Linked DNA regions of Homo sapiens: all the other regions are linked to region 2. The links are chromatin loops, found by intact Hi-C in ENCODE. Cell type or tissue: IMR-90. All regions are shown on one strand. Links, peaks and the distances in the headings refer to the core of each region. The heading gives the core; the rest is flanking DNA.

Region 1 (7,030 bases), core at 936-5,935, 180 kb before region 2:
TGAGATGGGAGGATCACCTGAGGCCAGGAATTTGAGATCTGCCTGGCCATCATGGTGAAACCTCATCTCTACCAAAAATACAAAAATTAGCTAGGCGTGGTGGTGGGTGCCTGTAATCCCAGCTACTCGGGAGGCTGAGGCAGGATAATCAGTTGAACCCAGGAGGCAGAAGTTGCAGTGAGCCGAGATCATGTCATTACACTCCAGCCTGGGCAGCAAGAAAAAAACTACATCTCAAAAAAAAAAAAAAAAAAAGAATAACAAGAAAGACAATCCCAGTTCTGCGTACAATAATGTGACTATGGGAAAACTACTTAAACTTCAGGAGCCTCAGTTTCCTTATCTGTAAAAGAAGGATAAGAATAAGCACTTATACCTCACAGGGTTGAGGCAATCAGGTACATAGTAGACAATAGGCTCTATGTCTGAATTTAAACCACTAATTAGCTGTGTTACTTTGGATTCGTTATTTAACCACTCTCTGAAGATAACAGTATACTATTGACAGAATTGTGAGGTTTAAATTCATTAATATATATACAAAGCATATAGAATGGTACCAACACAAAGTAAATGCTCAATAAATGTTAGCTTCTATTATTACAGAGTTGTCACTCAAATTAAAAGAAGTAAACTATTTAAGCACCTGCAACAGTATGAATGCGTCCCTTTGAAATTCATGTGTTGGCAAAGTGATAGTACTAAGAGGTAGGGCTTTTAAAGGATGATCAGCCCATGAGAGCTTACCCCTACATGAATGGGATTAAGACCCTTAAAAAAGAGGCTTCAGGTAGCTTCTCTTGACCTCCAGAGGACTGCAAAATGCAACGCTTACAATTTGATGAGGTTTGATCTTGGACTTCCCAGCCTCCAGAACTGTGAGAAATAAATTTCTGTTCTTTATAAATTACCCAGTCTGTGGTATTCTGTGATAGAACAAAACAGACATTGCTTGGCAATAAATGGTAGCTACCACTATGGTACTTACATCAATAATACATATTATATTATTACTTATTATATACTTGTTATATTTATTATGTTACTAATTATCTAATCTAAGCTTTTCATCTAAATCAGTGGGCTTATTTCCTTTCAAACAGAAAGTAATTCAGGCCAGGCATGGTGGCTCATGCCTGTAATCCCAGCATTTTGGGACGCCGAGGTGCACGGATCATTCGAGGTCAGGAGTTTGAGACCAGCCTGGCCAACATGACGAAACCCCATCCCTAGTAAAAATACAAAAATTAGCCAGGCATGGTGGTGCATGCCTGCAATCCCAACTACTTGGGAGGCTGAGGCAGGAGAACTGCTTGAACCCGAAGGCAGAGGTTTCAGTAAGCTGAGATCACAATACTGCACTCCAGCCTGGGCGACAGAGTGAAAAAAAAAAAAGAAAGAAAGAAAAAAGAAAGTAATTCATATTTGCCTCTGGTATCCTATGTTTTTGTGTCTGCAGCAACTACTTTCTGACTATGGCCCATGCTTCTAATTCCTGTTTACAAACTCCTTAATGCCTTAATGAGGGAGATGCAACTAACACCTTCTAAGTCATTTCTAGCAGTCTTTACTGGGGCATTGGTTGTCTCTCAATAAAATGGGAAAATCATGTAGTTACACCATATACTATCATATATGTGAAAGAATCCTAATTTTGTAAATCAGTAGAATTCACCATGCAAATTAAGCCCACCTAATCAAATTTCCAAATATAGGAGTCTCTGTAATAGAGGCTGGTAGCCTTAATGTCGCCTGCTTTATGGTCTAAATGACTGCATACATATAATTGCTGGATCTCAGCCATAGAGAGGCAGGAGTATCTGGTTAAAAGAAACAATGGAACAACCATTAGAGGAAAGTTAGGTACTCTTGCATAGTCCCTGTATGTATAAATAAGTCTTTTTGGGGGGCTATAATGAACAATTAGAATATATCTAAAAATAACTAAATATTATTAATAATTAACAATTACTAAATATAAGTAGAAATATTCAGTTATTTTTAGTTATGTTCAGTAACTTTAAAAAGCATGGGTACAGTTAACAATTACTGAATATAACTAAAAGCATCCCTTTTCTCCTAAGGTGTATGTACGTAATATGAATTCTTAAGCCGTATCATAACTTTACCTTTTTCCAAAAACATATGGCTATCACTTCCATCACTTTCTAATAACTGTTCTTCCAATATCATGCTGTCAAGTGAAATGGTATCCAATGACATTTGTGAAGAGCTTCTTTTCATATTCTTATAAGAAACACAGAGAGGAGCCAGGTTGGGTGGGCAACGTTCCTTAGGCTTTCCACTGTTAACAAAATTATTAGAAAATTATTACATATAGAGAAAAGAATTCTATCTAAAAAATACTTCTAAGAGAATTAAAATATGTATATAGCATCCATAGCTGAAATTATATTTAAACGTATAAGCTCAAAGTGTTTTCATATTTTGAAACATCTACTCTTCTACATGTTAACAATGCCATATTTTGTCATGAGCTTTTCTGCCTCAAAACAAAATACACTCATAGGCACACACGCTCCACAAAATAAATTAATTTTTAAAAAGGCCAATAAAATGTTGTTACCTTAAAGATGACTGTGATTTAAGTGTTCTAACTGGGGGGGTCTCTTCTTTACTGATATCCAGGTTTTCAGAGAGTGAAGCTGCTTCTGGAAGCAAATCTTCAGCTTTAAAGATGGACTCTATGGTTTCATTTCCTTTACTAGTTAAAGTACTTGAAAGTATGTTTTGATTACCATCACTATCAAATGAAAGTATATTCGAATCTTCTCTGTAGTTTAAGATACTACTTGAATCTGTATAAAATGAATCCTTTTTGTCACTTGTTTCTGATCCAATTTCTCCTGAGCCACTTTTGTAAACAAGTCCACTACTTTCATCTTCACTTATTTTCCCTAAATGTTTATCTGATAAATAGTCCATAAAAGAAATGCCTTTTTGCAGATTTGTATCACTAGCTGATTTAAAAAGCAAAGGATCCTTTAAAGGGATATGGCTAAGGTCAACACTCATAGATCTGTTGTCTGACATATGATTAACAGTTACACTTCTAATTCTATTTATATCCCTACTAATTTGTTTTCTTTTTGAAGACAAAAAATCCCCATTTTCTGTAGGCAAATAATCAGGTACCACTGGGCTCACACTTTCAGAAACAGGAGACTTAAGAGTATTTGCTTGATCCACTGGATGGAGCAAAAGAGCCAGTTCTGCACTTCTAAGTAAAATTCCAATACAAATGGATGTCTGACTAGCAGGACTGCCAGTTACAGCTTCTACATCTTTCCTTAAGTTCTCTGAAAGCAGGATAAGTGACTCATGCAGGAAAAGTAGAAGCAGATACTGGTAGTGATTAATCTGCATACTGACATGTTTATGAACATGAACTAGGAGATGAATATCTGCCTCTGACGAGGAAGGGGAAAATCTGAAAAATGTATCTGATGAAGAAGGCTTCTGACCACCATTTGTCAAAGGCTCAGACTCTGTACTATAATACTCCTTCAAGAGCTTCTTCCGCTTCAATCGGCCAGCCAGATCACTAGATTCACTTTGTGATGTATTTAGAGATACCTGATTACAAGTCTGCGGCTCTTTTTGTGACTCTGCATATCTTGTTGGTTGACAAATCCAAATGGAAAGAGGGAATGAGTCTACAAAACTTATTGGCCGTCCTTTTCCACTTTTCATCCCTTCATAATCTATCCAAAATTGAGAAAAGTACACAGCCCAAACATCCGTGGCAGCAGAAGTTTTAAGAGTGTTTTTATTCAATTGGGGAGTAATATTTCCTTTATAAATTTCATGCATTTTGGTATCTTGTTCATGAGCATGTCTCTGGAAAATTGGATGTAGAAGATTAAAATTGTCACAAGATTTGGGGAAGCTGGTATATGTTTTACTAAAAAAATCACAATCTTTAAAGTCTTGAAACAAAGCTTCTAGGTCAGAATGTCGACAGTTTGGACAGTGCCTTGTATTTGTGGCAATCATTTCAGAACTCTGAATAGAAATTGCACGTGGCTGATCTTGATGACATTCAGATTTCACTTCAGAAGGAATGACAAACTAGAAGAGAAGAAAAATTAATCTCATCCAACTGGCAAATCCATACATCTTGAAGATAAAAGAACATGACTTAGCTCAGAAATTCTTTTTCTTGACCTTTCCCCCAAAATACTACTTTCCTATTAAGACGTAAAACACTAACTCTTCCCCTCAAATCTTATTAAATTGAGTAAAGGGGACTTACATGACCACTAAGAAGAGAATCTTTTTAAAAAACATAACATGAATTAATAATCAATGTAACATACATATACGCACAAATCATAAAATAAAAAGAACAAAATTAAATCATTACTACTACTTGTTTGTATGATACCTTTAGCATTAAGCCATCAACTCGAACATCAACATGCTCGTCAGATTTTGAATTGTCATTCAACTTGTACACAGCCATGAACTGATTAAGACTCTGTTTTAAATCCAACAGAAATTGATTTAACCATAGAATGCTTCTTTCATCCACAGTAAACTGTAGTGCATTCAGCTGGCTATAGAGGTTGGGAGATGGAACTGTGGAGACAAGATGTTTTTTAAAAATTTTTAATTGGATGGTTCTAAATCTTCCCTGAGAACAAAAAATACATGTTTAGTCAGTTTTATTCTTTCTTAAGATAAAACAAATTTGAGGTATTATTTACAAAATCAAAGTGATACATTGGAATGATAACAAACACATTTAGATAGACAAAAAAAATTTCCCATGCCTAACTGAAAAAATGTTTTAATATTTCAAAATATCTATAACATATAAATATATAAAACACATGAATATTTTGAATATATAAATTAATCTAAAACTAACTGCATAAAACAGGAAGCACTGTTTCAATTTCTTTCCTAAGGTTGTATTTACCAAGAAGCAAACCTCTAAAAACATTACCTTCTTGATGAAGTATCACATCAAAGTGGTCCTCGATCACATATTTCTGTAGACTTTACAACCTGAATCTTAATCTATATCTTCTAAAATGAGAGAGCTAAGTTAACCAATTTCTTATGAAAGTGCTATGCTAGCAGGTTCTCCTTGAAAGGAGGGACCGTGCATAAATTTATTCCCCACTTTTAATCAAGGCCTATAATAGTGCTTGGAGTAATGTAAAAACCAAGTATCTCCTGAATAATAAAATGAATTCACTCTTTCATAGCTCTCCTAAAATAAACTAATATTTACAATTAGAGGGTATATCACTTCCTGAAATATACATATTTTTCTACCATAAAAGACATTTTGTTTTCAGAGCACCTTGAAGATCTTTTATTCTAAAAATTCAGACATATTTATTCCTACAAAAGCTAAAGTTATGCATATCTAGAGCATTTAGACTAAATTTAAGAAAAATAAATCAAAGGTGTGAGATACCAGTGGAGAGGGAACACTGTAACAATGTCCTGAATATGGTTTATTTGCTTATGTTATTTATTTATTCATTCACTTTCCTTTAAGATTCACTGAATGTCAACTACATTGTCTTACCCTAAGCACAAAGAAAACAAAAAAATAGGGCATGGTCCTTTTTCCTTAAAAGTTCGTAGTTTATTACATGAGACATATACAAACAGAGAAAAATTACAATTTAAGTCTATCAGAGACATGCAATTGTGAAGTGGAGGTGCCTGCCTTTTGGGAATAGAAATAAAGTGGGTGCTGCAGAGACTGCATCACACTCTGGAAGGAAAGGAAGTAAAGGGAATATCTCAACGTAGATTGATTGATGATGGTAGTCACAGAGTAGACTAGGGAGCAAATGCTGCCCAAGACTAGAGCACAGAAAGAACCCCGATAGCAGATGTGGGACTGAAAAAGGAACCCAGGACACTAAGCAGTAGAAAGATCTATATGCAGGGCCGGCGCGGTGGCTCACGCCTGTAATCCCAGCACTTTGGGAGGCCGAGGCGGGTGGATCACGAGGTCAGGAGATCGAGACCATCCTGGCTAACACAGTGAAACCCCGTCTCTACTAAAAATGCAAAAAATTAGCCGGGCGTGGTGGCGGGCGCCTGTAGTCCCAGCTACTGGGAAGGCTGAGGCAGGAGAATGGTGTGAACCTGGGAGGTGGAGCTTGCAGTGAGCCGAGATCGCGCCACTGCACTCCAGCCTGGATGACAGAGCGAGACTCCGTCTCAAAAAAAAAAAAAAAAAAAAGAAAGATCTATATGCAGTTTCCAACAGAAGTCTACTTATAAAACAGATTAGTATGTAGTTAATAATACTTAAAAGCAGCTTGTAGAAACTTTGAATATTCTGATATCACGAAGGGAAAGAAGCAGGGTGCAAATTAAATATGTAAAAGAAATACATGCATTAAAAACAAGACTAACAATGCTATACTTATTGCTATGGGTTGAATTGTGTCCCTCCAAAATTCATTTACTGAAATTCTATCCCCCTGTAGCTCAGAATGTATTTGGAGCTAAAGCCTTTAAACAGACAATTACGGTAAAATGAGTTCACTGGGTGGGCCCTAGTCCATTATGACTCATATTCTTATAAGAACCGAACAGGAGGGACATACACACATACACAGAAGGAAGACCATGTGAAAACAAAGGGGAAAGATGACCATCTACAAAGAGAGCAGTCTCAGAAGAAATAATCCTGCTGAAGTCTTCATCTCGGACCTCTAGCCTCAGAACTGTGAGACAATAAATTTCTGTTGTTTAAGCTGCATAGTCTGTGGTATTTGTTATAGCAGCCCTAACAAATGAATATACTTACGTTTGAGCAGATATCTAAAACTGCAAGCGTACAAGCATTGTTTTGGCTTTTTCTTCTTTATTGTTAAAATACAATGTGTACGTTACTTTCACAATGGTAAAACGAAAGTTAAGAGATTATAAAAGTTGGATCATTTAGTTTTGTTCAAAACAGAGATAATGAAGAATGAAAATTAACTCATCTACATGAGGGTGCAACATACTATATTCTCTACTTTTGTTT
Region 2 (7,030 bases), core at 758-5,757:
AAATGCTAATAGAAACTTGAGTCAGTGAACAGTTGTGTAATTAGAAGTCTTTGCCAGGTGCAGTTGCTCACGCCTGTAATCCCAGCACTCTGGGAGGCCAAGGCAGGCAGATCACCTGAGGTCAGGAGTTTGAGACCAGCCTGGCCAACATGGTGAAACCCTGTCTCTACTAAAAAACAATGCAAAAATTAGCCAGGTATGGTGGCACGCAACTGTAATCCCAGCTACTAGGGAGGCTGAGACTAGAGAATAGCTTGAACCCAGGATGTGGAGGTTGCAGTGAGCCACGTTCGCGCCACTGCACTCCAGCCTGGGCGACAGAGCAAGACTCCGTCTCAAAAAAAAAAAAAAATCTTTGTATATGGGTTAATTAACATAATTTATATACCTCACAACTCCAATGTGACGGTTAAATTTCAGAGTTTCAAGCTCCATCTCAGTAAATTAATTTATTAGGTATGGAAAGGCGTCATTGTGTAACAAGCACTCCAGGTGATTCTGGTGCAGGTAGACCTTGGGCCACTTTGAGAAACACTGGCCTAAGGCTGGGCACGGTGGCTCACGCCTGTAATCCCAGCACTTTGGGAGGCCAAGGTGGGCGGATCACCTGAGGTCGGGAGTTTGAGACCAGCCTGACCAACTTGGAGAAACCCCATCTCTACTAAAAATACAAAATTAGCCAGGCGTGGTGGCGCATGCCTGTAATCCCAGCTACTTGGGAGTCTGAGGCAGAACAATCGCTTGAACCTGGGAGGCAGGAGGTTGTGGTGAGCCGAGATCGCGCCATTGCACTCCAGCCTGGGCAACAAGAGGGAAACTCCATCTCAAAAACAAAACAAAACAAAACAAAACAAACACAAAAAAAGAAACAGGCCTGGCGGGTGAGAGGATAGCACTTATTAAAATAGTGTAACCTGTGACAGGCAATGTATGTACATATCATTTAATCCTAACTGCAACAATTGTATACTAGCTCCATTTTGCAAATGAGAAAACCTAGGTTCAAAACAACGAGTAAACTGTTCAAGGTCACATTAGGTAGTGGACTTGCGAGTCAAACACAGGTGGGTCTAATTTTGAAGTTTATGCTTTACCACACCTTCAATTTAGATGTTCACAAGTATCTCACCCTAAACATATCAAAGTTAAATTTACTCTCAACTCCTCATCTTTCTAACCCAAGCTGCCACTCCTATATACATACATATATATAATTTTCATGTATGCATATGCATACAGCCCCCTGAAAGATGGAAATATGTATAAAATGTTCTCGGCAACCCAGTCCCTTTAAACATTCTCGTCCCTCTTCCAGAGATGCTGTTACAAATTCTAACTCCCATTCAGATTTCACGACCAACTTTAAATACTGCTTCTCTTTCAGATGCCATAATAAAATAGTTGTATAGAGTTCTGTCTTCATACCTCTATACATTACTACGTTGTTAATGTCATGTTTATGTTCTTTGTATTAGAGTTACTTTTCCAAGGGTGGGACTATGACATCCACTTTATGTCTCCTACATCATACCTGGCATAGCTGAAAAGCTGAATGATTATACTCATGAATGAATTATTAGGTAGCATCATTGGTTATAGGGTTGCTAAGCATCAGAGATGAGGCTTCAGCCCCAACTTTTTTGGTTTTTGTGTTCCAAAAATCTTTTTAGCATGCAAGGAATCAGCAAATAGAAGCACTTGCAATCTACTTGTAGAGTGTACCGGAAGGAAAGATTTCCAGGAAAAAGATCTCAATAACAGATTTCAGTCTTGAATTCTTTATGTATAAAAGTTATATAAGAAGAAAAACGTTTTGTCTCAAAAAAAAATTTTTTTTGGAGTTAGAAAATCTTTTATGAGCTTGGGCTACATGGCGAAACCCTGTCTCTTAAAAAAAAGCTAGCTGGGCTTGGTGGCATGTGCCTGTAGTCCCAGCTACTCAGGAGGCTGAGGTGGGAGAATCACTTGAACCCAGGAGGTTGAGGCTGTGGTGAGCCATGATTACACCACTGCACTTCAGCCTGAGTGACAGAGTTAGACCCTGTCTCCAGAAACAAACAAACAAAAAACCAAACTTTTATTTATGTGGATAGTACCTGTCAACAAAAAAAATTGTTCAATGATACTTGTTAAAAGATGATTTTATTCAGGACCATCAAAATAGGTACAGGGACCACTGCTATGGGATTTTGCAGTCAGAGAGAGATACTAGCCTCAAATCTGGGTACGGCATGGCCAAGTGGTGGGAATTTATAGCCAAGAAGCAGGTCAGGGGTCAATGAATGGAAAATTACTCAGAGAAAAACCTCAAGGGTAAGGGAGATTCTGGCTGAACTGACCTAACAGGATTCTCGCTGAAGACTGGCCAGGATGATGACACATAACCTTTGGGGAATGATGAAGGATGAGGAACCTGATTGGATATTGAGTATGATCAGATATTGACGGTGGGGGCTTCTTGCTAAACTGACACAGCAGGGTTCTTTGCTAAAATGGGATTTTACAAGGAAGAGCACAGATGGGACTAGAAGAAGATTCAGGAGCCTGACTAAAGTTTGGTCAAGCAAACAATCTTTGTCATCTCGTAGAGACCGAATAATCTAAGAAGTTTAAACAGTCTCAAGTGTTATGAATCAGACCGTTAATGGTCATGGAAATTTACTGAATATTCTATCAGGAGCAAAGCTTTCCAGTAATTGAAGCTGGATTTATTTATACAGAGAAAAAAATGCTTTACACGTAAGTCCCTCCAAACTGTTTAGCCTAACATTGAATGATGATACCCTTGGGAACTTAATTCTTTTTAAGCCTAATAACTGTGCTTTATGAAGCTGTCACTAGGTGGCATGGCAATGCTTGGTTAGAAATTTCCCTTTGGAAATTAATGCCTCAGAACCTTCAAAAACTATTCAGTAGAAGTCAGTTTCTTTGTAAACAAGTTTCATTGTTTACAAACGTTTCACTGTTTACAAGTTTCATTGAGTAGTAGTATGGATGTATGTGTGTGTATATATATATATGTATATACACATACATATACATATATATGTACACGTTGATAAAAATAAGCTCCATTAGAGAATGTTGTAGGAAATACTCAATTTAAATGATAACAAAATAAGATATTTAAAGTATGCTTAACAACTCTGACTTCTGGTAATTCTATTTCTAAACTATATTTTATCCTAATCTAGAATACTCATCTGATAGTATTTTCCCTTTTAACCCAAACAGGTCAAATCGTAAATCCAGGTCTATGATTCCAGAGCCCATATTCTTTTTTTCTTTTAAGGTTTTTTTTTTTTTTTTATTCTCTTTTTAAAAATTCTTCATTTCCATAGGTTTTTGGGGAACAGGTGGTATTTGGTTACATGAATAAGCTTTTTAGTGGTGATTTGTGAGATTTTGGGGCACCCATCCCCCCAGCAGTATACACTGAACCCAATTTGTAGCCTTTTATCCCTTACCCCTTTCCCACCCTTTCACCCCCAAGTCCCCAAACTCCACTGTATCATTCTTTTTTTTTTTTCCCCCAAGATGGAGTCTTGCTCTGTCACCCAGGCCGGAGTGCAGTGGCATGATCCCGGCTCACTACAGCCTCCATCTCCTGTGTTCAGGCAATTGTCCTATCTCAGCCTCCCAAGTAGCTGGGATTACAGGTGCCCGCCACTGCGCCTGGCTAATTTTTGTATTTTTAGTAGAGACGGGTTTCACCATGTTGGCTAGGCTGGTCTTGAACTCCTGACCTTAGGTGATCCACCTGCCTCAGCTTCCCAGAGTGTTGGGATTACAGGCATGAGCCACCATGCCTGGCCCACTGTATCACTCTTAGGCCTTTGCATTCTCATAGCTTAGCTCCCACTTATGAAGGAGAACATACGATGTTTGGTTTCCCATTCCTCAGTTACTTCACATAGAATAATGGTCTCCAATCCCATCCAGGTTGCTGCGAATGCCCTTAATTCATTCCTTTTTATGGCTGCATAGTATTCCATTGTATGCATATACCACACTTTGTTTATCCACTTGTTGATTGATGGGCATTTGGGCTGGTTCCGTATTTTTGCAATTGTGAATTGTGGTGCTATAAACATGTGTGAGCAAGTATCTTTTTGGTATAATGACTTCTTTTCCTCTGGGTAGATACCCAGTAGTGGGATTGCTAAATCAAATGATAGTTCTACTTTTAGTTCTTTAAGGAATCTCCACACCGTTTTCCATAGTGGCTGTACTAGTTTACATTCCCACCAGTAATGTAGAAGTGTTCCTTGTTCACCACATCCATGCCAACATCTATTTTTTTTTTATTTTTCTATTATGACCATTCTGTGGGAGTAAGGTAGTATTGCATTGTGGTTTTGATTTATATTTCCCTAATTACTAGTGATGTTGAGCATTTTTTCATATGTTTGTTGGTCATTTGTATATCTTCTTTTGAGAATTTTCTATTCATGTCCTTAGCCCACTTTTTGATGGGATTGTTTTTTTCTTACTGATTTGTTTGAGTTCCTTGTAGATTCTGGATATTAGCACTTTGTCAGATGTATAAAGATTTTCTCCCACTCTATGGGTTCTCTGTTTACTGTGCAGACTGTTCCTTTTGCTGTGCAAAAGCGCTTTTGTTTAATTAAGTCCCACCTATTTATCTTTGTTTTTATTGTATTTGCTTTTGGGTTCTTGGTCATGAAATCTTTGCATAAGCCAATGTCTAGAAGAGTTTTTCCCATGTTATCTTCTAGAATTTTCAAAGTTTCAGTTCTTAGATTTAAGTCCTTGATCCATCTTGAGTTGATTTTTGTATAAGGTGAGAGATGAGGAATCCAGTTTCATTCTCCTACATGTGGCTTGCCAATTATCCTAGCACCATTTGTTGAAGAGGGTGTCCTTTCCCCACTTTCTGTTTTTGTTTGCTTTGTCGAAGATCAGTTGGCTATACGTATTTGGGTTTATTTCTGGGTTCTCTATTCTGTTCCATTGGTCTATGTGCCTATTTTTATACTAGTACCATGCTGTTTTGGTGACTATGGCCTTATAGTATAGTTTAAAATCAGGTACTGTGATGCCTCCAGATTTGTTCTTTTTGCTTAGTCTTGCTTTGGCTATGCAGGCTCTTTTTTCTTTCCATATGAATTTTAGGATTTTCTTTTTCTTTTTTTTTTTTTTTGAAACAGAGTCTCGTTCTGTTGCCAGCCAGGCTGGAGTGCAGTGGCGTGATCTCGGCTCACCGCAACCTCCACCTCCCAAGTTCAAGTGATTCTCCTGCCTCAGCCTCCCAAGTAGCTGGGACTACAGGCGTGTGCCACCACACCCAGCTAATTTTTGTATTTTTAGTAGAGATGGGTTTTCACCATGTTGGCCAGGCTGGACTCGAACTCCTGACCTCAGGTGATCCACCCACCTTGGCCTCCCAAAGTGCTGGGATTACAGGTGTGAGCCACTGCACCTAGCCTAGGATTTTTATTTTTTCTAGTTCTGTAAAGAATGATGGTAGTATTTTAATGGAAATTGCATTGAATTGTAGACTTCAGAGCCCATATTCCTGTTACCACATCACAGATTCTCCCTCACGAACCCACTATTTACAGATGGACAGATGACTGTTATCCATCGAAGAGTTGGAAGGTACCTTTGGTATTATCTGGCCCAATCTTAAAAAATTTTTTTTAATTTATTTCATTTTTTATTTCTTTGTTTCAACCTTAAACTATTAAAGGAATAGCTCGATCTTAAAAATACAAATCTGTGCATGTGTATTTTTATTTTAGAGATTTTTAAAAAACTGAGGCTCAGTGCAAAGATATTTGTCTAAGGTTATAATTTTCTGAACAGCAGACGCAACAACATGGTAATATCCTTAAAGCATTTGTCAAAGTATCCACCATTCATAGTGATGACTAGCAAATCCCTACCTGATTCACACTGAACATTAAAATGGCAACTTTCCAAATAAGGAGACTTCTATCGAAGAGGGCTTGGTGGCATGTTTCCAATATTTTCCCGGTATCTCTTCAGGTACCCTCTCAGGTCTTCCACTGGAAGTATACTAACTTCCTCCCCAACTTAAAAAAAAAAAATATGCAGATTAGGGCAGTTTTATCTTCCAGTGTCATATAATTGGGTTGCTTTTTTTTTTTTTGACAGAGTCTCGCTCCATCACCCAGGCTGGAGTGCGATGGCACCATCTCGGCAACATCTGCCTCCCGGGTTCAAGCAATTCTCCTGCCTCAGCCTCCCAAGTAGATGGCATGCACCAACACTCCCGGCTAATTTTTTGTATTTTTAGTAGAGACGGGGTTTCACCATGTTGGCCAGGCTGGTCTCGAACTCCTGATCTCAGGTCATCTGCCTGCCTTGGCCTACCAAAGTGCTGGGATTACAGGTGTGAGCCACCACACCCAGCCTTTCTTTTTTTTTAAGTAGGAAGAACTTAAAAGTCATCTAGCTTAGTGCTTTTTTTTTTTTTTTTTGCCCAGGCTGGTGTGCAGTGGCATAATCTCAGCTCACTGCAACCTCTGCTCCTGGGCTCAAGTGATCCTCCTACCTTAGCCTCCTGAGCAGCTGGGACTATAGGCACCCACCACTGTACCTGGCTAATTTTTGCATTTTTACTAGAGATGGGGTTTTGCCATGTTGTGCAGGCTGGTCTTGGAACTCGTGGGCTCAAGGCATCTACCCACTTCAGCCTCCCAAAGTGCTGGGATTATAGGCATGAGCCACCACATCCAGCCAATGCTCTTATGTTAATATAACATTGGGATATTTAATAGTTTATCCATAAGGTAAAAGCAAAATTTAGGAAATATATAAATATACATCAATAAAGACTTTTAGATTCTTGAACCCAGTGGTTCTTACTGTGCTTGCGCCACAGCCCTCGTGAAAATTTGCTGACAGCCATGGATTGTCTTCCTAGAAAGATGCCATAAGCACAGATACACAAAAAACTGCCTACAGTTTCAGAAAGTGTATTGTACTTTGGCCCTTTGAAACCTTTTCACAGACTCTTAGTTGAGAATTTTTGTTTGTTAGT
Region 3 (6,660 bases), core at 121-5,120, 170 kb after region 2:
GCTTTAAAGATTTATGTTGTACCCAATCTTAGAGTGTTTTTGAAGCTAGCTCAAGGACGGCATATTAGGCAAGGATAAAAAGATTTGAGGGTGTGGGTTTTCTTTTTTTCCTGTAAGCTACTCAGTGAGTAGCAGTAAGAACCTTACCATTCATTTTGCAGAACACCCCTTCTCCATAATGGTGGCTATAGCAGTAACAATCATTGCTTGCAATGGGTTAGAAAGAACCTCTTTCTGCCAGGCGTGGTGGCTCACGCCTATAATCCCAGCATTTTGGGAAGCCAAGGCTGGCGGATCACCTGAGGTTAGGACCAGCCTGACCAACATGGCAAAACCCTGCCTCTACTAAAAATACAAAAATTAGCTGGGCGTAGTGATGCACACCTGTGATCCTAGTTACTCAGGAGGCTGAGACAGGAGAATCACTTGAACCCAGGAGGCAGAGGTTGCAGTGAGGCGAGATTGCACCACTGCACTCCAGCCTGGGCAACAGAGCAAGACTCTGTCTAAAAAAAAAAAAGAAGAAGAAAAAATAAACAGAAAAAAAAGAAAGAACCTCTTTCAATGCTCCCAGACATTATCATCAAGCCAATTGTGTTTTAGGGAGGAAGGGTGTGGATAGTGAATCATCAACCATCATCATAAGATAAACCTCTTTCCTACAAGGGAAAGAACAGCAGCCGAGCAAACACAAATGTCTGCCTAGCTACAGATACTGTCAGAAGTGACCATGGAAGAGCTGGCATAATCATGAAATGGTGGCTGTCATCAGTCATCAGTGCTCACTGGGTGCCAAGTGCTTTATCTCCCATGTGCCATGCCCTCTGTGATGAATAAAAGTCATCGCTGCCCTCAAGGAGCTTCCAATCTGGTAGAGGACACAGATAGGTCTAAAATCATTCGCTCATTCATCATTTATTTATTATGAAATTCAGGCCTACCCAGCTCCCACATAATTAGATGCTTAAATTTGGTGGTGGTAGGTAGGGGGGCTGTGGAGTGGAGGTGGGCAAGGGAATTAGGGAGGCCCCTCTCTCAGAAATAATGACAAACTGCTTACTGTTTCTTTCCCTTCCAGGTGGGTCTCTTGTCAGCAGTCCCACACATGGTTATGACAATCGTTGTACCTATTGGAGGACAATTGGCTGATTATTTAAGAAGCAGACAAATTTTAACCACAACTGCTGTCAGAAAAATCATGAACTGTGGAGGTACTGTGGATTTCATAGATGGCTTAGGCAGCTTTTGTAGAATTAGGGTAAACTGAACTGCAGAGCATATATTAAGAAGTGACATTTAGTCATTGGAGTGGATCTTAAAGACCTCTAAGTCTGTCCCTCAGCAGACACTTGAGTGTTGTCCATCACAGTGCTGCCAAGAGGTCATCCAGCTGGGACCTTTCCATACATCCTTCCACATTTATTGTTTGCTTATGTAGTTTATTCCCTTCTCTGCTTACCTTTCTACCTATCCATATGTTTTGGTAAGAAACAGAAGAAAAGTAGTCTTTCCTCCTAGCCTATGCTTGTGCATGGGATATATGCACACACACACACACACACACACACACACACCATTCTCTTTCTTGATTTTATTTAGCTCCTGCTTTATGTTTTAATTTTGTAAAGACAAAGTGAATGTTAGGTGATTTCCCAAAAGAGGTAGGCGAAAGTAATTGTGAACCCCTACAATGTTCATGAGTGCTTTTTAAAAAACTCATCTTTTTTGTTTAGCTTTTAAAATTAACATTTATTGAATGCTTTCTGTGCCAGACACTAAGCTAAATCTTCTACATACATTATTTTATTTAATCTTCATAACCACCATGTGGAGCAGGTACTATTACTATATGCAATTTGCAATGAGGAAACAGAGGTAAAATAAAGGGACTTGCTCAAGTAGCAGATCCCTGCAAGGTATCAGGTAGGCCGGAGCCTACCGCCAAAGCTCTTAGTTTGCGGCTACCCCTCTGGAGGACTAGTCAGGATGAGCGAGCAGGAGGTAGAGGATAGCGCCACCTATGGGCAAGAGCTCACAACTGTGATATTAAGTTGAAAGGGACGGATTGCGTATGCTCTGACAGATAGCTAGGTCTGGCACATTTAGAAGTGAAGACTATACCGAGGGACACAGGAGCAGGCATGATCTGATCCCATAGCATTTCGGGAAGAAAGCCTAAGAGTCTGTTGGCACCTGTTCTCCCAGTTCCTTGACTGCTGGTCCCAGGCAGGGATGTGTGGGCCTGACCTTAGCTTGAACTTTCTTGTAGAGGACTGAGGGTTAGCGGATATAGGCCTGCTATCTGGTGGGCAGGAGGTGAAGCTCTGGGACATTGCATTCAAGTCCTCTCCAAGAGAGCTGTAGCAGCTAGAATAATGCCCATGTCCTAATCCTCAGAAGCTGTGAATATGTTTCCTTACATGTCAAAAGGGACTTTGCAGGTGGGATTAAATTGAGGTTCTTGAGATGGGAGTTTATCCTGCATTATCTAGGTGGGCCCAATATAATCACAATAATCCTTATAAAAGGAGGAAGGAGGGTCAGAGTCAGAAAAGAAGATGTGATGGTGGAGGCAAGAGTCAGAGTGATGCAGCCACAAACCAAGGAATGCAAGCAGACCCTAGAAGCTGGAGAAGACAAGAAGAGATTCCGCCATAGCACCTCTAGAAGGAATGCAACTCTGTAGGCTGCTGCCTTGACTTTAGCCCTGTACCATTTTGGATTTTTGGCCTCCAGAACTGTACAATAGTGCAGAGAGTATTTTAGAGGTGACATCTAATCATTGGAATAGATCTTAAAGACCCCTAAGTCTATCCCTCAGCAGATACTTGATATTTGTGTTGTTTTGAGCCACTGAGTTTGTGGTAATTTATTACAGCAGCAAATGAAAACTAACACAGCGGTAGGCAGGGTGCAGTGGCTCACTCCTGCAATCCTAGCACTTTGGGAGGTTGAGGCGGGCAGACCACTTGAGCTCAGGAGTTCGAAATCAGTCAGGGCAATAGTGAGAACTTTTCTCTATTAAAAAATAAAACATTTATAAAATGAAAACTAATACAGTAGCCAAAGCCTCACCCTTCTAATGATAAAATTCTGCTCCAGCTGAACAGCCCTCACCCAAGCCCTGAACATATCTTTCTGTCTCTGACTTTGCCCACTCCCTTTCTCTTTCCCTGTGAGTTCTCACCTTCACCTCTCAATCCAGTCCTCTCTATACATCCAGCTCAATTCTTCTCCTCTTATGTTTCCTTAAAGCCATGCCATTCTCCAGTGATCCCTCTGAATATGTCCACATGGCTAGATTGGCAACTCATCATGTGGTGCCTTATTGCAGCTCTCTCAGGAAAAGATTTTAGGCAGAGGGAATAGTATGTGCAATGACCCTGGGGCAGGCAGGAATGTGGCCTGTGTGAGAATAGAAGGAAGGGGAGTCAGAATGGCTGAGTGACGGGAGACGGGATCGGGATGTTTTTCTAGGGTCAGATCATGGCAGGCCTTGTCGGCGTATGCAGAGCTTGGGTTTTATTTGAAGTACATTGAGATGCAGATGATTTAAAGCACGGAATGGATATGATCTCATTTTTTTTTTTTTTTGAGACAGAGTCTCGCTCTGTTACCCAGGCTGGAGTGCAGTGGTGCAATCTCAGCTCACTGCAACCTCCGCCTCTTGGGTTCAAGTGATTCTCCTGCCTCAGCTTCCTGAGTAGCTGGGATTACAGGCATGGGCCACCATGCCTGGCTAATCTTTTGTATTTTTGTAGAGACAGGGTTTCACTATATTGGCCAGGCTGGTCTCAAACTCCTGACCTCAAGTAATCCGCCCGCCTCGGCCTTCCAAAGTGCTGGGATTACAGGCATGAGCCACCTCGCCTGGCCTTGCTTATTTATTTTTAATCTGGGGAATTATGCAGGGTACAAGAGTAAAAGAAGGGAGACCAGGTAGGAGGTGATTTCAGTTGTCCTGTCTAGAGAAGATGGTGGCTTAGACAAATGAGGTGGCAATGGAGATGGAGAGAGGGGGGTCAATTTCTAAATTCTCAGAGCCAACAGTTCTCATCTTTAAATTACATAATAATATTTACTTCAGAGGATAGTTATGAGAGTTAAATGATACAACGTATGAATGCACCTAGTGCGGTGTTCAACCTATAAAAAGTTCTCAACAAATGTTAATGCTGCTTTTTTTCTCCTATGTTCAAGACACAAAAAACACAGAAGTTTTTCAAAGAGTTCTTTAACAAATATCTGTGATTGTATTTCCTTTGGACAAAAAAATGTACTTCTAAACTGGCAACTTTAAATAAGTTTCTGGATTTTAAACACTACTTGCACAACCTCTTCTAAACCCAGATGCATTGGATATTCTTGAGCATATTTTGTGGGAATGTCTTGTTCCTATTTAATTCTGCCCCAGTACCTCTGCTGTTTCTCCATAATTGGTGGTGATTATGTTATGTTGTGGTGATGAGAACTTTCAAAGATGTTTAATTGCTAACAAAGTGCCTGTTGAGAGGAAATAGTTTTTTTTCTGCAGAAACTAGAAGGCATATGTGGAATCTTTCTGCCTCATCTCCCATCTTTAAAAAATACCTCTTCACATGGCTTTTCATGTTCATATATATATATATTTTTTTTGTTTGTTTGTTTTGTTTTGTTTTGTTTTTGAGATGGAGTCTCGCTCTGTCACCCAGGCTGGAGTGCAGTGGCGTGATCTCAGCTCACTGCAAGTTCCGCCTCCCAGGTTCACACCATTCTCCTGCCTCAGCCTCCCGAGTAGCTGGGACTACAGGCACCCGCCACCACACCCGGCTAATTTTTTGTATTTTTTAGTAGAGGCGGGGTTTCACCGTGTTAGCCAGGGTAGTCTCGATCTCCTGACCTTGTGATCCACCCACCTCGGCCTCCCAAAGTGCTGGGATTACAGGCATGAGCCACCGTGCCCGGCCATTCTTTTATATTTTGACATAGTAGGACCAGTGAGTTATATATAGAAAATAAAATTTTTAAAAAGACCATAATGGTCCCACTTTTTCTGCTTAAATACAGAGATGCTAGAGCAGAGATAACTACATGAAAACAAAGTTTTGTGCCATCAGTGAAGAATGCAGGTTGATTTGGAAATGATGAAGCACTGGTATGATCTTCCAGAGAATTTTGGTTGGCTTTTTGGTTTCCTACTAAGAAATATAGAAGGCATTTCTCATCTGAGAAGGATCACACATATCTTGGAGCCTGTCATCTTTTATTTCCATAGATTTTAATATGCCATTAAAATCATTTAAAGCAAAACAGATCACTTAAGACATGATGTTCAATTCATTCTGAATCAGGGTCTACGTCTATGATGCTTAAAGACAGATGCCAAATTCTTGTCCTGCCCCCTCTATAGAACATGCAAAGTGTAACTGAGGTCAAAAATTCTATTCTGGCTGAATCAGTTGCAAGTGTGAACTTCAGATTATTTTAATATGAAATAAAATATTTCTTAGGCCTTTAAGTCCTAGTTTTGTTTTTCTTGTCAACTCTAAATAGGTTCAATTTTAAGGATCTCCTGATTACCCCTAAAGTTGAAATTTTATCCTTAAGCTCCTGAAACATGCAGCCCTGTCTCTAGTATTTTAACTGTCAGTAGAAACCATTTAGGCTCTTAAATGCTTTTTTTTCCACTGGCAATCTGCTATTTGGCCAAAATTTTTTTTCTTACAGATGAACTGATGTATCATTTGTAAGTTTTATTCTTTATACAATGTCATCATTCTAATTCTTTGGGGGAATTGACTTTCTGCATGCTTCTGTTCAGAGTGTAAAAATAAAAGAAGTTTCAGCCAGATGCCTTGTTATTTAGGATAGGCACTTCTAAGACACATATAGTTAGTATATGAAACACTAGCTATTTTTCCCTATGTGTAGTCTTAAATGTTGAAACAAAATTAAGAACAAGTAGCAATGATATAAAGCCTATAGTTTTAAAAGTAAGACTTCCCTAATTACATTTCATCCTCTTTAGAAGCCATTTAAAACAATTATTAGTTCTTGCCCTTCTTTATAGTAGTGTTGAAGAAATAGGTTCAAAAAGGTAAATATTAATAACTTAACCATCATTTACGGTAAGTACTTCAGCTTGTGAATCTTATTTTCTTCTTTCTGGGTCCCATTTCCTTTCCTTTGCATTAATTCATTAAACGTTATGTATGTATGTATGTATGTATGTATGTATGTATGTATGTATGTATGTATGTATTTAGAGACAGAGTCTCACTCTGTTGCCCAGGCTGGAGTGCAGTGGTGCAATCTTGGCTCACTGCAACCTCCACCTCCCGGTTTCAAGTGATTCTCCCGCCTCAGCCTCCTGAGTAGCTGGGATTACAGGCACATGCAACCATGCCTGGCTAACTTTCATATGTTTAGTAGAGAAGGGGTTTTGCCATGTTGCCCAGGCTGGTCTTGAACTCCTGACGTCAGGTGATCCGCCTGCCTCGTCCTCCCAAAGAGCTGGAATTATAGGTGTGCACCACCATGCCTGGCCAAACGTTATTTATTGAGTGCATACTACATGCTAGACAGACTCTGTGTTAAATATACAGTTTTGTGGGAGAGGCAGAAACACAAATGAAAAGTTACAAAGCAATATTGAAAAGTTCTATAAAATGATGAGAAGGT

Evidence for each region. Peaks named below come from ENCODE experiments on the same cell type or tissue, not always from the same donor. Only the 100,000 strongest peaks of a DNase experiment are listed, where the experiment ranks them.
Region 1: it touches region 2 in a loop (8-fold over the local background); 5 of 110 quality-filtered maps call a loop at or near these places.
Region 3: it touches region 2 in a loop (16-fold over the local background); 14 of 110 quality-filtered maps call a loop at or near these places.

What each region holds. Positions count from the first base shown.
Region 1 is chr12:100,055,442-100,062,471 of GRCh38, forward strand. It overlaps BLTP3B (bridge-like lipid transfer protein family member 3B), which reads right to left. Exons shown (of 21, transcript NM_015054.2): 13 at 4,409-4,602; 14 at 2,588-4,092; 15 at 2,130-2,305. Among named protein-coding and RNA genes, the nearest start is that of ANKS1B, 74 kb to the left of the region's middle. In IMR-90, for the core only: a CTCF peak has its summit at 3,212; a DNase peak (open chromatin) is centred at 3,320.
Region 2 is chr12:100,232,059-100,239,088 of GRCh38, forward strand. It overlaps a transcript of DEPDC4 not described here. Among named protein-coding and RNA genes, the nearest start is that of DEPDC4, 32 kb to the right of the region's middle. In IMR-90, for the core only: a CTCF peak has its summit at 2,840 (motif pointing right); DNase peaks (open chromatin) are centred at 2,323 and 2,763; H3K27ac peaks cover 679 bases.
Region 3 is chr12:100,402,960-100,409,619 of GRCh38, forward strand. It overlaps SLC17A8 (solute carrier family 17 member 8), which reads left to right. Exons shown (of 12, transcript NM_139319.3): 9 at 1,079-1,211. Among named protein-coding and RNA genes, the nearest start is that of SLC17A8, 49 kb to the left of the region's middle. In IMR-90, for the core only: a CTCF peak has its summit at 2,022 (motif pointing left); no DNase peak of the experiment used is centred there.